Regions from separate parts of the Mus musculus genome. Here region 1 is linked to region 2. Evidence: chromatin loops called from intact Hi-C (ENCODE). Cell type or tissue: left cerebral cortex. All regions are shown on one strand. Links, peaks and the distances in the headings refer to the core of each region. The heading gives the core; the rest is flanking DNA. Region 1 overlaps Wwp2 (WW domain containing E3 ubiquitin protein ligase 2). Region 2 overlaps Wwp2 (WW domain containing E3 ubiquitin protein ligase 2).

Evidence for each region. A loop is a pair of places that touch in the nucleus more often than their neighbours do. Peaks named below come from ENCODE experiments on the same cell type or tissue, not always from the same donor. Only the 100,000 strongest peaks of a DNase experiment are listed, where the experiment ranks them.
Region 1: it touches region 2 in a loop (2.0-fold over the local background); 8 of 42 quality-filtered maps call a loop at or near these places.

Annotation. Positions count from the first base shown.
Region 1 is chr8:107,505,954-107,515,105 of GRCm38, forward strand. Wwp2 (WW domain containing E3 ubiquitin protein ligase 2) reads left to right here. Exons shown (of 24, transcript NM_025830.4): 7 at 354-481. Among named protein-coding and RNA genes, the nearest start is that of Gm51547, 4.8 kb to the left of the region's middle. In left cerebral cortex, for the core only: no CTCF peak of the experiment used is centred there; a DNase peak (open chromatin) is centred at 5,026.
Region 2 is chr8:107,450,778-107,459,929 of GRCm38, forward strand. Wwp2 (WW domain containing E3 ubiquitin protein ligase 2) reads left to right here. Exons shown (of 24, transcript NM_025830.4): 2 at 2,202-2,286; 3 at 6,666-6,813; 4 at 7,103-7,224. The coding sequence starts at 2,217. Among named protein-coding and RNA genes, the nearest start is that of Gm39241, 6.1 kb to the left of the region's middle. In left cerebral cortex, for the core only: a CTCF peak has its summit at 4,665 (motif pointing right); a DNase peak (open chromatin) is centred at 4,681.

The sequences.
Region 1 (9,152 bases), core at 2,359-7,358, 56 kb after region 2:
TTTTGGGGCCCTTTTACCTTTCTCCTACCATCTGTCCAGAGATTTTTGTTTATTTCTAACACTTAGGCCCAATAAAAATAATGTGATGGTCACAGGGTATTTGCCAGTTATTTCAAATGTGGGGGTGATTTGCTCCAGATTTGTTTACTTCAAGTGGAAAAGTTTGCACAAAGCTGCCTTTTGGGTTTTTACCAAGAAGGAAGCTTCCATGGGTCTCTGCTCAGAGCCAGCGCCTATTAAGTGAAAAGCTGGAGTGGCTACAGGTCCTGTTTCTAATAAATAGCAAGAGAGGGGAAGCGTCTTTCTTTCTCACAGTGACTTATGTTGGTTTGCTTTCTACTCTGCACCCCCAGGACGCACAGACACTCAGGTGGCTCAGCCAGGACAGCCACAGCAGCCAGTGAACAAAGCCCTGGCGCTAGGAACCGCCACCGCCAGCCTGTGAAGAACTCTAGCAGCAGTGGCTTAGCCAATGGCACAGGTGAGTGATGACACAGCGGCAGCCTGCACTAAAGCAGGATGCTCTTGCTGTCCTGTTTGCACTTGGGGCATTGCCTTCTGTGCCACAATATAGTGGACTGAGAGAAGCCACCAGCACTTGTGTGCATTTGAGTCCACTGCTTATTCCATTGACCCATTTTCTTTGGCCTCTTTGGCTTATTCTGGACAGCTAAGGTTATTCTCCATGTTCCCTTGCATGCCTAAAATAGTCTTTTGGGTCTGGGGATTTAGCTCAGTTGGTAGAGTGTTTGGGTAGCATGCCTGAGATAGACTGTGGCTTCAGTCTTTAGCACCTCATCAAACTGGCTTAGGGATGCGTGCCTATAATCCCAACACTCAGAGGGAGAAGGAGGTAGGAGGAACAGAAGTCAAAGGTCATCCTGGCCATATGACCAAGTTCAAAGGCAGCCTGGGATACATGAAATTCTCTTTCAGAAAATAGAACTGAAAAACAAAATATTCCTTTGTACAGATAAAAAATTTAAGTATGCTTTTTTAAAATTAATTTCTTATCAATATTGGATTTCATTTGGATTAAACTAAAGATATTTCGTTTAGTTTGTATGTGTGTGCCTGAGGGCATTTATGTGCACTACACACATACAGGTGCTCTTGGAGACCAGAAGAGGGGGTCATAGCTCCTCAAACTAGAGTTAAAGCGCTTAGGAGCCATCCAGTGTGGGTGCTGAGAACTGGACCCAGACCCTCTGGGAGATGCTTAACCACTGGGCTGGGCCTCCAGTCCCCTTGTGGTGGTGTTGTTTTGTTTGTTTGTTTGTTTGAGGCAGGGTCTCACTCTGTAGCACTGGCAGGCCTGGAAGTTACTATGTAGACCAGATGAACCTCAGCTCATAGGGATGTGCCTACCACTCCCCCAAGGCTGCCACATCCAACCTTAGGTGTCTTATTTATGAATGACCAATTTGGAAAAACAAAAACAACAACCCAGTTTAGGGAGTATGTCAACTAGGGAAAAAGAAAAGACTTGAGTTTGCCCCAAGACCCGAGTGAGAAAAGGCAACAGCATTCCGAGGGTGGAGATCCTGACAGTGTTGAGTCCCCACTAGATACTGCTGTCACCATTCCAGCATGGACACCACGAGAAAGGAGACACTCGGTCCTATCCACACCCAGGGATTTATCTGCACTTGGCTCTGCTTCCTGGTACTCAGGAAGGGAAGGCCTGTTACAAAGTAGATCATTTTCATCTTATTGCTGTCTCACTGAGATGGTGTCAGGCAAACATTCATTTTCTAAAGGTTTTGAGGCCTGTTAAGTCTTTAGTGACAAGGGGTCATTTGCTCATTTGTCTCTTTACTTTGGGGCCAGTGGGAGGAGATGTGGGCATTTGCTTCCCCAGATGTAGATAGGGGAGTATAATTCCAGTTGGGAGTGAGTGACATGGAGATGGTTGTTATGGATGCCTGTTTGTGATTGCAGTCCTGTGACATGAAGACGCAGCGCATAGTCTTGTTGCTGTGACTGTTATTTGCCTGTGACAGACTGGCAGAGTGGCACTCTACTTGGTTTGCTGTGTCGTGGATTTCAGGTCTCGGGAAACTGTGTGGGGCTTGAGAGCCTTCTTCTGTAGCTTAGGTAGCCTAGTTACCTCACTGTGTACAAGGAATGGCGGGTAAGGTGTGAGCCTGGGGCGTCCCTTAGCGTCCTGCTTGGCGTTGGGGACCCGCCTGAAGGAACCTCCTGGGTGAAAGTGACAACAGATGTGAGGTCTCAGAGGCCACTTTCTCTGCCTACCCAGTGCTCAGGAGGCAACTAATTCCCCTGTACTGGGATCCTTCTAATCTGCACAAAGGAATGGCAAACAGGTGCCTGAGGACTGCTGCATAGAACCATATGTAGTTTTCTGAGTAGCAGCAAACGTGCTTTTCTTAGAAAGCAAGTTTTTTGTAGAGAAGCCTTCTGGACACCCTGAAATCTCTTGTACACTGCGAATAGCCAGGCTAACCTCCACCCTCTCTGCTTTTATAGAAAGAGCTCAGGGGCACTGGGTCCCCCCAGAAGGTAGAGTTACAGGTGATTATAAGTCTCCTGGTGTGGGTGCTGGGAACTGAACCCAGGTTCTCTGTGAGAAGAGTATGAGTTTTAACCACTAAGTCACCTCTCCAGCCTTCTGGGCTATCAGCAAACCTTTATTGGCTTATGTTTAGTTTTAGGGACCTTTGTTTCTTGTCTTTATCTCCAGAAAATCTTGTTCTAGCTTATGAAGTAGGTGCCAGCCGTGCTTTTAAAAAGCCATGTGTTTAACTCCAGACTGCTTTGGACATGTTTTATGGTAGTGTGTCTGAATGCCTAAACCATTCCTAAAACCCAGCTTCAAGGCAGCTTCTGCCTGCTAAAACACAAAGGCCCATGCCTCTCCTGACTTCTGCCTCCCTTCTGCCTTCTCTCTGCTCGGCCTCTGTCTTCCTCTGTTTTTCCTCTAGCTCTAGAGGGGAGGCCCCTCTGACCTTTTTCTCCCAGTCCTCTCCCTTTCATCTCTGCCTCTGTCTCTTTTCTCTCCTCTTTCTGCAGTGATGACAGTTCATCGTAAGCTCACTGTCAGCCTGGATTGTATAAAAGCAGAAAGCTGGGGCTGGTGAGATGGCTCAGTGGGTAAGAGCACCCGACTGCTCTTCCGAAGGTCCGAAGTTCAAATCCCAGCAACCACATGGTGGCTCACAACCACCCAAAATGAGATCTGATGCCCTCTTCTGGTGTGTCTGAAGACAGCTACAGTGTACTTACAGATAATAAATAAATAAATAAATAAATAAATAAATAAATGAATAAATAAATAAATAAATGAATAAAATCTTAAAAAAAAAAAAAAAGGCAGAAAGCTAGAGCTGTTCCGGGGTGGGCAGACAGAGGCTCTCCTTGGCAGAGTGTGAGTGAGGATGTCTCCAGCCCTCCTTGGTGGGCCTGTGAGGACCACTTCTAGGATGGCAGTGTAGGAGCTGTGCCCCCATAGAGATTTCACAGGCATAGAGATTAATAGGACAGCTTCCTATTGGCTGTATATTGTACTTATGCATGTAAAAGACTTTAGGGGGAAAACCAGAGCCCAGATCTAGCTGGCTTTTTATGTTATTACAACTGTAGAGTATCATTTTTATAAAATGAGAGTGAATGGCAGCCTGTCTGTATCAACGCCATGTTTCTAAGTTTTAGGAGTGGTGGTCTAAGAAATAGACTGATGATTCCGCGCCTCACTGGGATGTGTGCACCTTGATTTACTGTCTAATTTTCATTGACAATTTCACCCCAGATTTCCATCTGCTACAGCTCCCTTCAATGTAATTTCCATGCACAGTGTTATACAGGCTGTGCTGGGCTCTGCACTCCTATATGTAGTGTGTGTTTAAGATGCAGTGACTTACAGGCTAGCACTTTATTTCCTTGTTTGTAAATTAGGGCCAGAGTGTGTACTGTAAGCTGTTTTAAGGACTAAGCCATATAAAACATATGAAGGGCTGGGAGGGGCACCCAGTGTGAGGGTGGCGCCCAGCACATAGCTTTTATATGTATGAGTAATTTAATTATGAGGCATGCATATTTGTTTTTGTTTCACTTAATCCATGCTTCCATTTATCTGTGTGTCTTCTTGTCTACTTTTAAGAGCGTTTGTTTCTATTAGCCAGTGGTGGTGGTGCACCCCTTTAATCCCAGCACTTGGGAGGCAGAGGCAGGTAGATCTCTTGAGTTCATGGCCAGTTTGGACTCAAAAGAAAGTTTCAGGACAGCCAGGGCTACACAGAGAAACTCTGTCTCAAAAAACAAAAAACAAAAAAACAAAAAAAACAAAAAACCCAAACAAACAAGCTAAGATTTGTTTTTTATTAATGGCATGTGCTTATCTGTATATGCATATGTACCCCAAGCAGTCCAGAAAGGTGTGTCAGGTCGCCTGGACCAAGGGCTACTGGTGATTGTGAGATTATGAGTCCTCTGTCGATGCTGGGAACTGAACTCTAGTCCTCTGAAGAGTATGCAGCTGTGCCTCCTGATGGAGTTTGCACAGGCATGCAAGATCAATGTAATAGTTTCCTATTGGCTGTGTGTTTGTTATATGTACGCACATAAAAGACGCTAGGGAGAAAAACAGCGCTCTCAATACTAAGCCATTCTCTCTTCTCCAGCCCTTGTCTACTTTAAACCGTTTCCATGACTGGAGTGTAGCTTGTCTACAGTTGGTAGAGTGCTTGCCTAGTGTGCATGAGCCCCTCATAAACTGATTTCAGGGGAAGCCAGGACTATGAGATCCCAACTGAAATCAAATTAAAATGATAAATTGTAGAGTAGTTAACAGACACCCATCATTTAACTATTCTTCCTCAACTCTTACGTAGTTCCCTGTTTTTGTGTTGCTTTGTTTGAGACATGAGTGGTGTTGTGTAGCCCTAGCTAGCTCGGAAGACTGTGTCACCAGGCTGGCCTTGAACATAGAGCATGTCCCCTGCTCTGTCTTGAAAATGTTGCAGTTACAATCATGGATTTCTGCTGGCGTGCTTTCCTCCTTGCATACAGATTTGTTCTGGGGAAAAATAGAAGCATATTTTTGAAGGAACAGTTGTAGCTGTGTTATCTTAGCTGGCCTTGAATGCCTAGGCTGTAGTTCTCCCACTGGGCCCTTCTCCTGAGTAGCTGACTCTATGCACAGGCCACTATTCATAGCTCTTAAGTGCAATTCTGGAGTCAATAAAAAGGAAATAAATTTCCTTTAAAAAAGATTGCTTATATGGCCAAAGCTGCATATAAATTTCACAAAGCAGCATATGAGATTTTTTTCTCTAACCTTGTTAATAGTGTTCTGTTCTAGTTTTTAAGGCTATCAATATTAATAAGTTCTACCTAATGGTCTATTCTTACTGTCTTTTTTTCTTTTGTTTGGGTGTTGGGGATTGGACTCTTGACCTCATGCTCATACTGACCAGTGAGCTGCACCCCAGCCTAAGTTACTCTTTCTCTGCATTGGAATCCTGTTCTCACTGAGTGGTCATTGAGCAGTTTTTCAGTGACTTTTACTTAATTTAGCACGTACTGCTTTCTTCTATACCGTGAGAATTTGTTTTGAGTGAGTCCCATATATTTTGATTATTGGGATTGTGTTTTTAAAAGTTTTATCTTATATATTTAGATGTTTTGCCTGCATGTGTCTCTCACCCCGTGGCTGCCTGATGCCCTCTTTACAGACCATCAGAAGCCTTGGAACTGGAGTTAAAGATGGCTGTGAGCTGCCATGTGTGTGCTGACAATTGAACCCAGGTTCTCTGGGAGGGCTGCCAGTGCTCTTAACTGCTGAGCCATCTCTCCAGCCCTAGCATAGTATCTTTCCTGAAGTGTAAAAGGGCTAGCTCTGCCTTGTCACTTGTTCTCCTTGAAAATTCATAGATTTCTCAAAACAAACTCTGGACTTTAAATTTTTAGAGGCATGCTAGAAGTGGGAGTTCTATTAATCTCCTTCATCTAATTAAGATCTAATCCTACCATCAGCCAGGAACTGAAGGATAATACCTTTACCACCCGTTCCCCTTTAGCTCATGCAACCTTACTGTTTCTTTTTGCTTAAAGATCCATTGTTGCCGGGCTGTGGTGGAGCATGCCTTTAATCCCAACACTTGGGAGGCAGAGGCAGGTGGATTTCTGAGTTCGAGGCCAGCCTGGTCTACAAAGTGAGTTCCAGGACAGCCAGGGCTACACAGAGAAACCCTGTCTCAAAAAAAAAAAAAAAAAGGTCCATTGTTGTTGTTTTTAAGAGAGGGTATCACTATGATACCCTCTGGCTAGCCTGGAACATAATATGTAGACCAGGCTGGCCTCAAACCCAGAGAGACTCACTGTGCCTCCCAAGTGGGGCTGTCCCACCACCCCATCTATTTTTATCATTTTTAATCATGTGTCTATGTGTGGGGATGTGCTGGAGGCATCTGATGTAGGTGCTGGGAACAAAACTCAGGTGTTCTCTACCCCTACTTTAAAACAAAATTCTGTGCATATGTATGTGTGATTTCATGTATGTGTTCAAGGTGTGTACAGGTAAATGCATGTGTGTAAGTGCATGTGCCTTTGTGTATAGGCCAGACATCACTGTTGAGCATGCTCTTCAGTTGCTCTTCACCTTATTCTGAAACAAGATCTCCTCCCTCCTTTTCTCTTTGAATTTGGAGCTCATCAATTGGTAGGCTGGCTTGCCTGGGATTAAGAAAAAGATGTCCAATTCCTGATTCTTTTTCTTGGCCAAAGGGTTTCCTATCCTTGAGTAAATGTGATTCATAAAATTGAAGTGTTTAACCAACATCACAGAGGAGCTTTCTGGAACACTCACGGTTACAGAAACCAGTGCCCTGGTGCCTCCCTCACCCCCTGCCCTGGTACCTCCCCCACCCCCCTGCCCTGGTACCTCCCCCACCTCCCTGCCCTGGTACCTCCCCTACCTCCCTGCCCTGGTACCTCCCCCACCCTCCTGCCCTGGTACCTCCCCCACCCCCCTGCCCTGGTACCTCCCCCACCTCCCTGCCCTGGTACCTCCCCCACCCCCCTGCCCTGGTACCTCCCCCACCCCCCTGCCCTGGTACCTCCCCCACCTCCCTGCCCTGGTGCCTCCCCCACCCCCATCCCCTGGTACCTCCCCCACCCCACTGCCCTGGTACCTCCCCCACCCCCATGCCCTGGTACCTCCCCCACCCCACTGCCCTGGTACCTCCCCCACCCCACTGCCCTGGTACCTCCCCCACCCCACTGCCCTGGTACCTCCCCCACCCCACTGCCCTGGTACCTCCCCCACCCCACTGCCCTGGTACCTCCCCCACCCCCCTGCCCTGGTATCTCCCCCACCCCACTGCCCTGGCTCCTCTACTCCTCCTTGGACATGAATGTCCAAGCACTCTTTATTTCCTTCTTTCCATTATTTCCTCCTCACAATACTCTGGGTTTGAACAGCGGTTCTGCATCTTACTGCTTGGTGAAGTGAGAATAACATTTTCCTCATGGGCTGTTGGAATGAGAAATGAACTAATAAAAGTGTACTTGCTAAAGGCAATGAGGGATCCTGGATTGGATCCTAGAACAGAAAAAGCGACTTAGTGGAAATGCTAGTGAGAGTCAAATAAATCTGGAGTTTAGTTAATAGTACTGGGCAGATTTTTTTCCTTTTTTTTTTTTTTTTTTTTTTTAATTTGTCAAATGTGCCATGGTTATATAAAAGAGTAATACTAGGGGACATGGGGTAAGGACCCACCATCCTGCCATCTTTTTTTATAAAGATGCATACAGCACTCATACGCAGGCTGAAGCAGGAAGATCATGAGTTCAGGCTAGTTTGGCTACATAGGTTCTACGCCATCTCAAACAGTGAACAAACAAAAGCTAAATAACAACAGAGCATACCCAGATTTTATTTTATTATTATTATTTTTTTTTTTTTCTGAGATGGGGTTTCTCTGTGTAGCCCTGGCTGTCCTGGAACTCACTTTGTAGACCAGGCTGGCCTCGAACTCAGAAATCCACCTACCTCTGCCTCCCGAGTGCTGGGATTAAAGGCGTGCACCACCACTACCCAGCTAGACCCAGATTTTTTTTGATTTTTTTTCTTTTTCCAATTTTTTATTAGGTATTTTCTTCATTTACATTTCAAATGCTGGGGGCTAGAGAGATGGCTCAGCAGTTAAGAGCACCGACTGCTCTTCCAAAGGTCCTGAGTTCAAATCCCAGCAACCACATGGTGGCTCACAACCATCTGTAATGAGATCTGACTCCCTCATCTGGAGTGTCAGAAGACAGCTACAGTGTACTTACATATAATAAATAAATAAATACATTTCAAATGCTATCCCTAAAGTCCCCTATACCCTCCCCTACACCCAGGTTTTGTTTTGTTTTGTTTTGGTTTTGGTTTTTCGAGACAGGGTTTCTCTGTATAGCCCTGGCTGTCCTGGAGCTCACTCTGTAGACCAGGCTGGCCTCAAACTCAGAAATCCGCCTGCCTCTGCCTCCCAAGTGCTGGGATTAAAGGCATGTGCCGCCACGCCTGGCTCACCCAGATATTTTTAAGTGGTAATGTTATACAAATATCAGGTGATTTATTTCTACAGTCTTTTTTAAATTTTAGATTTGGCGAGTGCATATGTATTGAACAAGTATTTATCAAACTGTTTCCTGGACAGTGTAAAGTAGAAGCCAAGACACAGCTCCGCCTTCTGATCCTTCAGTAAAAGTTGGAAACTCAAGCCGGGCGTGGTGGTGCACGCCTTTAATCCCAGCACTCGGGAGGCAGAGGCAGGCGGATTTCTGAGTTCGAGGCCAGCCTGGTCTACAAAGTGAGTTCCAGGACAGCCAGGGCTACACAGAGAAACCCTGTCTCGAAAAACCAAAAAAAAAAAAAAGTTGGAAACTCGAGGGGTGGTATGTGCCTTCAACCCAATACTCTGGAGCCAGAGGCAAGGGGATCTCTGCAGGCTTGAGGCTGTCCTGGTCCACAGAGTGAGTTCCAGGATAGCCAGTCTATACAGAGAAACCCTCTCTCAAAAACCAAACACCAAACCAAAACAAAAAGAGTTGAAAACACACCTCAGCCAAGTCCCAAAGATGTTAACACATCAGGAGCTCTGGGTTGCACAACTGAGGCCACAGGCACTGTGGAATCTGTACAAGCA
Region 2 (9,152 bases), core at 1,678-6,677:
ATGGCAGCAGTTTCACAGTTAGCAAAACCCACCTGTCACTCATGTCTCACTGTGGTCACGCTTGCATTGAAGGTGCTGCAGCCAAGACACCATTGGTGCTGTGGCCACAAGGGCTGTTGTCTTCACGTTCTTTGTCACACACAGTCTTGGGAGAACACTTCAGTTCACAATCCTTGAAGGAGCTGCCTGTGTGGTGCATAACTTGCTCCCAGCACTCAGGAGGCTGAGACAGGAGGATCTCTGTGAGTAAGAGGCCAGCCTGGTCTACAAGAGCATGTCAGGAAAGCCAGTGCTACATAGTGACACTGTGTCTCAGAAAACAAACAACACAAGTGAGAACTTGTTGTATTTTTATATTTTAAAAGTTTGCATTCATGTGTGTGTCTATGCATGCTTGTGCAGGTGCCTGAAGGGGCCACTGCGTGTGGGATCCCCTGGAGTTGGAGTTATATGGAGTTGTGAGTTGCTTGATATTTGTGTGGGCACTAAATTCAGGCCCTCTAAAGGAGTAGTATATGCTCTGAACAGCTGAGCCATCTTCAGCTCCTATTTATTATTATTGTCCCTATGTACTTTGTGTGTGTGTGTGTGTGTGTGTGTGTGTGTGTGTGTGTAAGGGGTAGGGAGATGCAAGTGCCATGGCGTTTGTGGTCATCAGAGGCCAGGAGACATCTCTGTGGAGCCGGTTTTCTCCTTCCACTGTGTGTGTTCAGCTCTATAGATTGAAGTCAGCTTTCCAGGCTTGTGTGACGTGTCATCGCCACTGAGCCATCTTGCCAGCCCATCTGACTCTTGATTGTGTTTTCATAGCCTCCCCTTTGGAGTGTGCACATGCCGCGTGCCGCTGAAGGCAAGTACTCGAGCAGTCCTTGAATCTAGAGCAGGGTTGTTGCTTTTTTCCCCGTGAAATATGATTTTTCCTTTAGCAAACAACTGAGAAGCAAGTTGGAGTTATTAGATTTGTGAAATTGGCAGACATTTTCTTCAAACTGAATGAAGCAAACCTGACACTCTGAGGAAAATAACTGACAGTGTTTGTTGCCAGTAACAAAATCGTTCTTACAAGAAAATTAGAATTTTGGGCCACTCTACCACGACAGGCTTGACAGCTTTCTGCTGTTTGGAGGCCCGTCTGGTGAGATCACCGAGCACATTGACAAATGTGATTTTTTAAAGTTGTATAATGAAATGTGTTAAGGTTTAGAATATCCACACAGCTCAAGGAACCAATATTTTCTAAATGAAACCTGATAATATTCCAAAGATCACATTTGAGTATAAGAATTCTGTTTTAGATGAACTTCTGCGTTTAACCGCATGAGTGGCAGACACCTGTCAAGTGCTATCAGACAACTTTGCATGGCTTGTTTAGCCATTTGGCATCACTGGAGAGATGTTCAATCAGATCTTTAGGTTCAATGACCCATAAAAAACTGGCTTAGTTGTCTGTCTGTCTGTCTGTCTGTTTATTTATTTATTTATTTATTTATTTATTTATTTATATTTTTGGAGACAAGATGTCTATATGTAGTCCTGGCTGTTCTGGAACTTACTATGTAGACTGTGCAGGCCTTGAACTCACTCTACAGCTGAGAATGACCTTGCCCGTCTACGGCCTCCACCTTTCAAGCCCTGGGATTATAAACTTGTGCTGTCATACAGATTGCAGGCATGGATCACCATACCTGTCCTGGGATTGAGGTCTCCTTTTACATTTTTTTTTTTTTTGTTTTGTTTTTTGTTTTTTGAGACAGGGTTTCTCTGTATAGCTCTGGCTGTCCTGGAACTCACTTTGTAGACCAGGATGGCCTCAAACTCAGAAATCCACCTGCCTCTGCCTCCCTAGTGCTGGGATTAAAGGCATGAGCCACCACGCCCGGCTCCTTTTAAATTTTAAAATTTATTTATTTTTAATATTTATTTATTTAATTTTATGTGTGTGAGTATTTTGTCTGCATCTATGTCTGCATTCCATATGCATGCCTGATGCCCTTGGAGCTGAGAAGAAGGCATCAGGCTCCTTAGAACTGGAGTTACAGATGGTTGAGAAGTGCTGTGTGGGTGCTGGGAGTTGAACCCAGGTCCTCTGCAAGGATCACAAGCGTTCTTAAGCACTGAGCCATTTCCCCAGCTCTTTGGGTTGGGCTCTTCAGTTTCCTCCTCAGCCGCTGACTAACCCTGCCACTCTGCTTCCTTTGCAGTTCCATTGTGATGACATGGCATCTGCCAGCTCCAGCCGGGCAGGAGTGGCCCTGCCTTTTGAGAAGTCCCAGCTTACCCTGAAAGGTGAGCGTCATTGCCTGAAGTATTTGAGGCACATCTGTCTGGAGAGTCAGGTGTTCTGAAACAATTCAGGAATGTAGCATTTGTCTCAGAAGATTATCACTCTATAACTAGAGTTCTTGGAAAAGAAAGCAAATAACGGGGCTGTGGGGAAAGTAGACCTTTTGGCTAAAATGCTCAGAGATGGTTGATTCCTTTGTGCCCAGGGCTCCCCCTCTGTACATTAATGCTCTAGGTGATCGCATCCAGCCTCATAGCTTTAAATGCCTTCAGTAAAAGGTCACTCTCAGATTGGTGTCTGTAGCCTAGACCTTTCCTGGAACTCCCAGTATTCACAGAAAGTGTCCAGGTCTGTTACCGTGCTTCTGCCTTCTTCTCATCGCTCATGTTGGCCTGGCAGTGAAGCCAGCGCCTGGTATTTAGCACTCCTCCCCAGTCCTGTTGTCCGCCCTGGCCGCAGCACTCAGTTCTGGAGTAAGGTCCTAGACCTGCCTTTCTGATTCTGCCCTTTGTCTTCTTTCCTGGTGCTGTGGTTGCACAGCACCCAGCAGTCTTGTTAAAGTGTAAGCCGCATCTCTGCATTTCAGCGTCAACGCTGATGAGCACTGTTTTCTCATGCATGTCCTCTTCCCTCTGCATTCGTGTCCTGAGCCGTTCTGGCCTCCCCACACGCTGACTCTGGGCCATTGCCCTGGCCATCTGAGTGAAATGCTTTTAGCTTGCTTTGTTCTTTACACATTTTGTCACCCTTCAGTGAGGCCTTCCCCACTAAGTTCCTCACATCTGTCTCCCCCAGTTTGTTCTTTTCTTTAAGGTTGTCATTGCTCAACATCTGCGTACTTCTATTAAAGGTACTTGGGGAATGAGCCTAAGGCCTCAGAGTTTTGCCAGTTTGACTTGGGGAATGTAGCTTAGTTGTTAGAGTTTGCCTAGCATGCACGAATAGGACTGGGCTCAGTGCTCCTGAATAAACGGGTGTTGTGGTGTGTGCCCATCATCCCAGAACTCCAGAGATGGAGGAGGATTAGAAGTTCAAAGTCATCCTTAGCTACATAGACAGTTGGAGGCCAGCTTGGGATATGTGATACCCTGTCTCACACCAAACTGTACCAACCAACAAACCAACCAAACCAAACCAACCAAACCAAACCAACCAAACCAAACCAACCAAACCAAACCAACCAAACTAAACCAACCAAACCAAACCAACCAAACCAAACCAACCAAACCAAACCAACCAAACCAAACCAACCAAACCAAACCAAACCAACCAAACCAAACCAAACCAAACCAACCAAACCAAACCAAACCAAACCAAACCAACCAAACCAAACCAACCAAACCAACCAAACCAAACCAAACCAACCAAACCAAACCAACCAAACCAAACCAAACCAAACCAACCAAACAAACCAACCAAACTAAACCAAACCAAACCAACCAAACTAAACCAACCAAACCAAACCAACCAAACCAAACCAACCAAACCAAACCAACCAAACTAAACCAAACCAAACCAGGGAAGAAGCTAGAGTACAAAAGCCCGATCTAAAACCAAATCAGGACAAGAGGAAAAGCCTGTCTGGAGAGAGCTGAGAGCATTGACTTGGGGAGAGTTGGTTCCTGCCTCAGACCTGCTTTTCACTAACTTTGATTGCAGGGAAGTTAATTTGGCTCCCTGAACTTAGATGGCCCAGCTGTGAAGTAAAGAAATTGAATTTCATTTTCTCCCCAAGATTTCTTTCTTTTTTTTTTTTTTTTTTAAAGATTTTATTTATTTATTATATGTAAGTACACTGCAGCTGTCCTCAGACACCCCAGAAGAGGGCGTCAGATCTTATTATGGATGGTTGCGAGCCATCATGTGGTTGCTGGGATTTGAACTCAGGACCTTTGGAAGAGCAGTCAGTGCTCTTAACCGCCAAGGCATCTCTCCAGCCCCTCCCCAAGATTTCTTTGTATTTTATAGGTATGCGTGTTTTCCTGCATATCTGTATGTTTACTACATGCATGAATGGCACCTGTGGAGACTGGAAGACAGCATCAGTTCCCTGGAACTGGAACTACAGATGGCTGTGAGCTGCTTTGTGGGTGCTGGGGTCTGGATTCAGGTCCTTTGTGAGAGTGATATGTTCATAACCCCTGAGCCATCTGCAGGGTCTCACAGTGTAGTCCTGCCGAGGTAGCCTGAAATTCACTGTGTAGACTAGACTGGCTTTGAACTCACAGAAATCCACATGGCTCTGCCTCCTGTGTTCCAGAACTAAAGGTGTATGCCTCCAGGCCTGGCAGGAACTTGTTGATTTTAGGGAGATTTTCTAGGACTGAATGAAACATGTTCCTGTTTTTAAAAGTTAAGGTATGCAGTGCTCCTGTCTCACCACAAGATGGCGTCAGCTAGCCTTGATGTACGTGCAAAGCGGTACATTTTCCACTTAGGTCTCATGTCTGTGACAAACCTCTATTCTCAGCCCCATCCCTGTTGCTTGTTAGCCCTAAATGTTTTTTGTTTTGTTTCTTGATTTCTCCCTACTGTAGCTTTTGGGTTTTGGAGTAGTTACTGCTTCATAGAACCCAGGGGGTGACTGTTGTTTGTCAAGTTGTAGACCTTTGTAGGACTTGTCACCTCCCCAAAGGATCTGGGAAGGGGCTTTACTTCCTCAATAGAAGGGACTGCAGGGGAGGTTAGGCTTGTTACTGGGGGTGAGGAACACCAGTTATAGCCTCTGCCTTGGGCACAGGGTGGACATGTAGATGTGTTCCCTCTGATAGACCTGCCTTTCCCACTATGGGTCATGAATGCTATGGGATAGGTGTCCCATGGAAGATGGTGTTTGTTGTCTTTACGCTCCATGGATTTGTACCAGTCTGTTGGTGATAAATGACTATGACAAGTGCTGCTGTGTGCTAGGAATAGTGACGTATGTCTGTAATCTCAGTGCCAGGGAGACAGAGGCCATTTATGGCTGAGTAGTAGGTTCAAGTCAGCCTGTGCTGTAACAGTGAGGTGCTGCTATTTACAACCAGGAAAGAAACCAGACTAAACCAAAACGAGAGCAGAGACAGAGACAGAGACAGACAGACAGGCAGACAGGCAGACCCACAGACAGACACACATGAGGGCTGTAAACAGAACAGGCTACAGTGGCTGACCACCATAGAGTGTGTTCAGCCTTATTGCTACATGAAGAAGAGCCGCAGAACAAATAAGCAGAGCCCAGGAATAGTATACAGCTGGGATGGAGTCAGGTTGCTGGGGCACGTGCTGGGGCAGAGCTCCCTCTATATAATTGGCGTGAGCCTCCCTCCCCCATACACTCTGGCCAGCCTGACCTAGAACTCACTCTGTAGTCAGATGATTCATTTATTCCAGTCTCTCCAGTCAGTGGGATTACAGGCATGAGGGACTTTGCCTGGCTTTTTTGTTTCGATTTTTGTGACTAGCTCTGTCCGGCCTGAAACGCCTTGTGTAGACCAGGCCAGCCTTGAACCTGCAGCACTCCTGTTCTTCCTCAGCTGCTGGGATTGCAGGCGTATGTCCCCATCCCAGCCTTGTTTCCTCCTGGGTACAGTCAGGGAGACAGGATATTCCCGCTTCATGAGTTGGGGGCTCCATATGATGTGTGCCTTGCAGCGTCCGCGGTAACTCTTGATTGAGACTTAGTGATTGATTTTATTTCTAAAAAAATGGTTTGCCAAAAGTGAGGAAGCAGCACTGCACTTTGCAGTGTGGCCAAATGGAGATGCTCAGAGGCAGTGCAGGGAGTCCCCGAGGGTGTCCAGAACCCCGAAGACGACGCTCCCAAACCTTAAAGGAGGCTCAGCTGCTCTGAGGAGCCCCGCTTGTGCTGACTGTCCCAGAGCAAAGGACTATAAGCCGTCATCTCAGCAGTGTAAAAAGTTAGCAGAGCCGTGCAGCGGACTTTGTGACAGTCATTTAAAAGTTGATTTGGGGGACTGGGGAACAGGCCAGTGAGCAAAGCACTTTGCTATCTCATGTGCTTTTGGGTTGGGAGCGATCTTTCTCCCTTCATAGTTCAGACTCTTGTACACACATGCTTTTTTTGCTTCTTTGTTTAGTTTATACCCCTTTTTATTTCTTGTTCAAAAACATTCATTTTGTACGTATGTGTTTGTGTGCACATGATATTTTGGTCAGTGGTCAACCTTGGGTGTCATTCCTCAGGCACGAGCTATCACCATGTCAGTTTTCAAAAGTTTTAATTTTTTTTTTTAAAAGAGGACAAACCAAACCAAACCAAACCAAAAAAAAAAAAAAAAAAAAAAAATCTTTTCAAAGGGAAATAACCAAAAGGAGCACCTGCCCCAAGGGGCGCATGGGACCCTTTAACTCATCTGCCTATCCTTTCTGTGCCATCCAGTGGTGTCAGCAAAGCCCAAGGTGCACAACCGCCAGCCCAGAATCAACTCCTACGTGGAGGTGGCAGTGGATGGACTCCCCAGCGAGACCAAGAAGACGGGGAAGCGCATCGGGAGCTCTGAACTGCTCTGGAATGAAATCATCGTTCTGTAAGGCTGTCACTGGTGGAATGCAGGAGGTGGGGAGGGGGGGCTGGGGTGCAGACTCTGCTGCCCTTGGCCCCCATGGTGCTCCTCTTTAGGTGTCTGTATGTCATTGAGCTCACAGACACTCATTATTAGCTAGGGGTTACAGGTCAGCGTGTGAGGTGTGTATGTGACTGTCTTCCTGTTTTGTCCCCTGTAAGATATCAGCAGGGTAGCTTTCAGCAGCCTGTTCATGTTAGAGGGGTAGCTGCTCCCCGGCGAGGCTGTGATGAGTCACTTACTTGTTTTCCAGGAATGTCACAGCCCAGAGTCATTTGGATCTGAAGGTCTGGAGCTGTCATACCTTGAGGAATGAACTACTGGGCACTGCCTCTGTCAACCTCTCCAATGTCCTGAAGAACAATGGCGGCAAAAGTATGTATGATTCACCTCTAGTCAGGGAGGGTATGCAACCAGTCCTGGGCTTGGCCACAGTGCCTCTGCCCCTTAGAGACCATCTGTGGAGTTTAAGGAAGGCTAACTTCAGCATGCTTGGTCCAGGGCTGTAGGATGCAGGACCGTGTCCCCTAGTTCTTCTTCAGGGAGGGAGGCTATCCTACCCACTCTCTCACTCAGGAGACATACCTCCAGCTGAAATCAGTGCTTTTCTTGTCTGAGCCCCAGAACAGAACAAAGGAGCTGTGTGCATGTGAGTGTGAGTTCTGGGTTTGGGATAGGAATACAGAAGGCGCCCTGTGTCTCCTAGGGATGTGACAGCAGCTCCATCTGAATTATCTCAGGCACCTCTGCTGGCCGGACATATAAATCCTGAGGCCTGTTCCTTGCTGTTTGTGGCCAGTGGCATAGCCCACGCCTGCGGGCTGTAGACCCTTCCTCATAAAGCCTCTATTCAGAGCAGTACCATATGTGGCAGCCAACTGCTGTGGAAAGAAAGGCTCCTTTTTCTCCTACTGTGTAGAAATATTTTTTGAAAATGGACTTAGCCTAAGTGAGACCCGGGGTGGGGAGTGTTGAAGCTTAGGTACAGCTTGAGGCTTTTCCTTCGGAGCCCATCCTTCTTGCTGGGCTGCCTGGGAAGGTTAGCTCCTCCTATGCTCTGGTCCTTTCCGCTGGACATAGAGCAGCATGGTGGAGGATTGTTTAGAACCAGGGACATGCCTCTGTCTTAGTTGTTTTGTCATTTGAGTTGGTGTTTTTGTTTTGTTTTGTTTTGTTTTGTTTTGTTTTGTTTTGTTTTGTTTTTGTTTTTCGAGACAGGGTTTCTCTGTGTAGTCCTGGCTGTCCTGGAACGCACTCTGTAGACCAGGTTGGCCTCGAACTCAGAAATCCACCCGTCTCTGCCTCCCAAGTGCTGGAATTAAAGGTGTGCGCCACCACGCCCGGCTCGAGTTGGTGTTTTTTTATGTATGTGTGAATGTATGTGTGTGCTCATGTGTATGAATACTTGTGGTCACCAGAGGTCAATCACAAGTGTCATTTCTCAGGTGCCATCATCTGTGTTTTTGTTTTGAGACCTAGAGCTCACCAAGGATGTTAGGCTGTGGGCCAGCAGGCCCCCGTGATCCTCCTGTTTCTGCCTCCCCTGCCTAGTCGTTGTAGCTATGTTCGTTTGATTCCCTTATTAACAGTCTGTTTAGGAATTTCCCGTAATATTCTTGTAACACTATGGTTGTGTTCTGGTTTTGTTTGTTTGTTTGTTTTAAAAGCTAAGTGGTTTTTTTTTGTTTTGTTTTGTTTTTTGTTTTTTGTTTTTCGAGACAGGGTTTCTCTGTGTAGCCCTGGCTGTCCTGGAACTCACTTTGTAGACCAGGCTGGCCTCGAACTCAGAAATCCGCCTGCCTCTGCCTCCCGAGTGCTGGGATTAAAGGCGTGCGCCACCACACCCGGCTAAGCTAAAGTATTTTAAAAATTATTTTTATTAATTGTTTTTTAAAACAAGGTTTTGCACTGAGACTCAACTTATTCTGTAACCCGGGCTGGTCTTAGGATTGCAGCAGTCCCTTCGCCCCAGTCCCCCGAGAGCTGGTGTTAGAGGCATGAGCTCCCAGTGTCTGGCTTTGAGGCTAATTTTCTAAAGTGAATGAAGCAGTTTCCAACCCTGGTAACAGATGGCAACATGGGAATTTTCTGTTCCAGAAGTGCAGGAAAGAGCCCAGCCATAAAACCAATAAGGCCTGGCTTCTTCATTTGAATAATTCTTTGATGACTTCTTTAGTCTGCATGTCCCCCTGCAATTATTGGTTTATTCAACTTTCCTGATTCATCTTAAGTCAGTTTTATTAATTCATTTTTTTTCTGAAAAAAATCAATTCATGAAATCTTACTACTTACTAGTATAAGGA